Regions from separate parts of the Homo sapiens genome. Here region 2 is linked to region 1. The links are chromatin loops, found by intact Hi-C in ENCODE. Cell type or tissue: HepG2. All regions are shown on one strand.

Region 1 (2,500 bases):
TCAAGGACAGCTTGGGCAATGTGGCAAGACCCCCAGCCCTTAAAAGAAAAGAAAAGAAAACTCAAGACAATTTAAAATAGGATAAGATAATTCCAAACTGTGCCATGAAGAAAGTAAAGCAGCATGCTGTGGCTTTTTTTTTTTTTTTTTTTTGAGACGGAGTCTTGCTCTGTCGCCCAGGCTGGAGTGCAGTGGCGCCATCTCCGCTCACTGCAAGCTCCGCCTCCTGGGTTTACACCATTCTCCTGCCTCAGCCTCCTGTGTAGCTGGGACTACAGACGCCTGTCACCACGCCCGGCTAATTTTTTGTATTTTTAGTAGAGATGGGGTTTCACCGTGTTAGCCAGGGTGGTCTTGAACTCCTGACCTCGTGATCCACCCGGCTCGGCCTCCCAAAGTGCTGGGATTACAGGCGTGAGCCACCGCACCCGTCTGCTGTGGCTTTGATGTTTTTATGAAACACTGTATTAGAATTAAGTAATCTCTTACCTTTCCATTGAGCATAAAATCTGAAATGTATAAAATAAAACACAAATATGAATTGCCTATATCTAATGCTGTATCACTTTTTTTTTTTTTTTTTATGAGACGGAGTCTTGCTCTGTCATACAGGCTGGAGCACAGTGGCGCGATCTCTGCCCACTGAAAACTCTGCATCCCGGGTTCACGCCATTCTCCTGCCTCAGCCTCCCGAGTAGCTGGGACTACAGGCGCCCACCACCACGCCTGGCTAAATTTTTTTGTATTTTTAGTACAGATGGGGTTTCATGGTGTTAGCCAGTTTGGTCTCTATCTCCTGACCTCGTGATCCGCCCACCTCAGCCTCCCAAAGTGCTGGGATTACAGGCATGAGCCACTGCGCCTGGCCGCTGTATCACATTTTATGTTGTCACTTGATTAACATGCATAGTATTTAAAATGCTTTAGCTATAAAATTAAGATTGATTCTAAAACAACTGCTTTGAACTAGGCTCACCAGTAAGTGAAATTTTAATTAATATTTTGTCTTGTTTAAGAAGCTGACCTTGGGGCTCTGGAATTATGGAGAACTTCAGACTTGGGAAAAAGCTTCAAAACTATTGGTGTGAAAATCTACTCATTTGGTCTTGGGGGACGTTTCCTTTTTGCCTCTGTGATGGCTGATAAGGTAGGTATTGCCCTCTCCCCTTTGGGGTCTGATATTTCTGCAAATATCTCTCGTATAGATTCTCTTTATTACTTGGCATTGACAGAGTTTCTTGTCTTTTTGTTATATTTAGTACCACTGTGAGTGTTAGGGGTGATTCTTTTTGCAAAGGCTGATTGACTGATAGGCTACTCTGCACTTTGGCCTTCTGTCACCATGTGAATTCTGTTATCTTTTTTGGGATTTTTTTTTTTTTTGAAACAAAGTCTCTCTCTGTTGCCTAGGCTGGAGTGCAGTGACGCAATCTCGGCTCACTGCACCCTCCGCCTCCCAGATTAAAGCAATTCACCTGCCTCAACCTCCCAAGTAAGTGGGACTATAGGTGTGCACCACCACACCCGGATAATTTTTGTATTTTTAGTAGAGATGGGGTTTTGCCATGTTGGCCGGGCTGGTCTTGAACTCCTGAGCTCAGGTGATCCCCCCGCCTCAGCCTCCCAAAGTGCTGGGATTATAGGCGTGAGCCACCGCGCCCGGCCAGGATATTTTGATCCAGTGTTTGGGCATTACTCAGACAATGGACATCTGTAGAAAGCAATCTCTTGCTCATTATCCAAGAATAAAAATACAATTAGATAACATTAATTGAGTGCCTACTATATGCTAGGTACTATTCTAAGTCCCAGGAATATGGCAGTGAACAAAACAGATGAATTTCCTGCTCTCAGAACTTATGTTTAAGGGGGAAAATAAATACTCAAAAAATAAATATGAAGGCTGGGGGTAGTGGCTCACACTTGTAATCTCAGGACTTTGGGAGGCTGAGGCGGGTGGATCCCTTGAGCCCAGGAATTCAAGACCAGCCTGGGCAACATGACAAAACCCTGTCTCTACAAAAAATAAGAAAATTAGCCAGGCATGGTGGCATGTGCCTGTAGTCTCAGCTACTTGGGAGGCTGAGGTGGGAGGATCATCTGAGCCTGGGGAGGTTGAGGCTGCAGTGAGCTGTGATCATGCCACTGCATTCCAGCCTGGGTAACAGCACAAGACCCTGTCTCATAAATAAATATAAATGTGAGTGTGTGTGTATCAGGTAATAATTAAAGCCGCGAAGAAATCTAAAACAGTAAGAAAACAAAGTGTCAGGAGTCAGTGCTCTTTTAGACAGACTGTTTAGGATGGGCTCTCTGAGACCTAAGTGAAACAAGAACTTGACCATGTGGCCATCTGGGAGGAGAGTAGGATGAGGCACAGCCAGTGCAGAGACCCTCAGACTGGAGCATGCCCGATCAATCCAAGCAAAGGGGAGAAGGGCAGTATGGGGGGAGCACAGAGAATAATAGTCCAAAGTGGGGCCAGAGGGGGCCTGGCCAG
Region 2 (2,500 bases), 68 kb after region 1:
CAGGGGCCTGAATAGGCCCTAGGGCCTTGAGATTCCAGCTTATCAGGCTGTGACTGCTCCCCTTGTTGGCATTAGACAAGGACAGGCTGCCTTTCCCCAGGTCTCAGGTATCATTGGAAGGTCCAGATGAAAGTTAAGTGTAGCTTAATTCACAGTATGTGAGGCTATTAAGCTAGGATCTAGGTAGATTCTTATTTATATCCTAAACTTGAATGTCCTTTACTGGCAAAATAATGGAGCCTCCTAGAAACGCACCAGCTTCTTGTTTGCTCTCCCTGTGAGACGTGAAGGCCCTTTGGTGGTGTTCATCTTCCCTGATCACCTCAGCCAGAGCTGCTGGAACACCTAGTCAGGCTCCAACTAACATCACTGGGGTTGTCTGTGCTCTCCTCATCTCCCCTGTTAGACTTGGGGGTGAGCGTCAGGATCCGGAAACCTCTGCAGTACCCTAGTGTTGTGACCTGTGTGTAGCAGAGCATTTAGTTTATTTATTCAGAAGATATTCGAGTGCAAGATGGTGTTTGTTGAAGGAATAACAAAGACACGTTTAACAGATTTGGTGTAGGGCCTCCCTTTTTTTGCAGCCTTTAACTCTAGTAATCAGAACCAATTCAATTCCTTCTGAGTTTTGAGGAAACTTCCCTCCCTGAAGGTCAGGCCATGACTTGAGAAAAGCAGCAGGTAAGTGGGCAAAGAGAAGTGGGACTGCCAGCTGGTGCCCCCACCCATGCCTATTTGGCCATAAATGCCTGACTTAGGCACCAAAGTGTCCTTGCCCTGTCCCTGGAGCCAGAGGCCCATCACTGCTTTCCCCTTTTTGTGGCTGATTCCAAGGTTCACCTGGCACATTCACCTACTTCAGTGACAATGCCTAGATATGCACCTTTCCCTGAATTCTGCAGCAACTCCCGCAGCCTCTGGGATTCCAGGAATCGGTGGGAGGGAAGGGGTATGCAGACAGACACGGAGTATTCAGCTCTGGAGAAATTTGGCGTAAGGCAAGAAACCTCAGGTGTGCTTCCCAGCTGCGCCCTGCACTGGTGTCTAGTGAGCAGGGCCTGTTGGTGGCTCCTGGGCCAATAGAAGCACTGGAAGGTCAGCAGGCTTAGGTACACACCTGGGTGAGGCCAGAAGGTGACATGTTTGTGTGGAGCCATGTCCAGGGTGGGTCCTTAGAGGCAAAACAAGCTGCAGACCCATGTGTTGTTGCCACCTGGCGGCTGGAGAGGGCATGGCACATCCTGTTCGCCCTCTTGGTCAGCCTTGAGTTTTGTCCCCACCCCACCTCCTCCCACTCTAAACCTGCTTCAGCAGCACTTTCAGTAAGCAGTGCCAGTCAGGGAGGAGGCCCTCCTGCCATGGCTGCCCTTCTTGTTCAGCCACCTGCCTGTCTCCTTCCCTTTGGGCCTGGCTTTCTACTTTTTCTCTCTGTGCACTCTTCCATTGCACCCAGTAGCAACAACACAGAAAGCCAGTGTTTACTGGCCTCTTACTATGTACTATGAACTCTTCCAAGCACTCTACATGTGTTAACTCACTTAATCCTCATAAAAGCTCAATTAGGTGGATGCTTTTATCATCATCCTCATTTTGTGGGCAGAGAAACTTAAGGCTCAGAAAGATTAAGTCATTCAGTCTGGTTCTAGGGTTTGTGTCCTTTTTTTTTTTTTTTTGAGACAAGGTCTGGCTCTATTACCCAGGCTGGAGTGCAGTGGTGCGATCTTGGCTCACTGCAGCCTCTACTTCCTGGGTTTGAGCCATCCTCCCACCTCAGCCTCCCTAGTAGCTGGGACTACAGGCATGCACCACCACAGCTGGCTTTTTTGTATTTTTTGTAGATATGGGTTTCACCATGTTGGCCAGGCTGGTCTCTTAACTCCTGGCCTCAAGTGATCCACATGCCTTGGCCTCCCAAAGTATTGGGATTACAGGCGTGAACCACTGCCCAGCTAGGGTTTGTGTTCTTAATCATCACCCTATATTGTCCCCAGGTTAACTCCCTTTCTAGTTTTTTTGTTTGTTTTGAGATGGAGCCTCGCTCTGTCACCCAGGCTGGAGTGCAGTGGCACGATCTCAGCTCACTGCAATCTCCACCTCCCAGGTTCAAGTGATTCTCCTGTCTCAGCCCCTGGAGTAGCTGCGATTACAGGCATGTACCACCGCACCCAGCTAATTTTTTTGTATTTTTAGTAGAGACAGAGTTTCACCATGTTGCCCAGGCTAGTCTCAAACTCCTGATCTCAGGTGATCTGTCCACCTCGGCCTCCCAAAGTGCTGGGATTACAGGCATGAGCCACCGCACCCAGCTGCCTTTCTAGTTTATTGAATGGAACTTCGACAAACACAAAACTTGGAACTAGGCCGGATGCGGTAGCTCATATCTGTGACCCCAGTTTGGGAGGCCAAGGCGGGAGGATCACTTGAGCCTAGGAATTCAAGACCAGCCTGATCAACATAGTGAGACCCCGCCTCTATTAAATTTAAAAAGCATATATACTTT

Evidence for each region. Peaks named below come from ENCODE experiments on the same cell type or tissue, not always from the same donor. Only the 100,000 strongest peaks of a DNase experiment are listed, where the experiment ranks them.
Region 2: a loop joins it to region 1, with 2.7 times the contacts of the local background. A loop is called at or near these places in 10 of 110 quality-filtered maps.

The regions. Positions count from the first base shown.
Region 1 is chr1:109,344,398-109,346,897 of GRCh38, reverse strand. SORT1 (sortilin 1) reads left to right here. Exons shown (of 20, transcript NM_002959.7): 8 at 1,017-1,147. Among named protein-coding and RNA genes, the nearest start is that of MYBPHL, 39 kb to the right of the region's middle. In HepG2, no CTCF peak of the experiment used is centred here; a DNase peak (open chromatin) is centred at 1,347.
Region 2 is chr1:109,276,336-109,278,835 of GRCh38, reverse strand. No RefSeq gene overlaps it. Among named protein-coding and RNA genes, the nearest start is that of PSRC1, 5.6 kb to the left of the region's middle. RefSeq lists enhancers at 931-990, 1,075-1,369, 662-1,411. In HepG2, a CTCF peak has its summit at 1,220 (motif pointing left); a DNase peak (open chromatin) is centred at 1,215.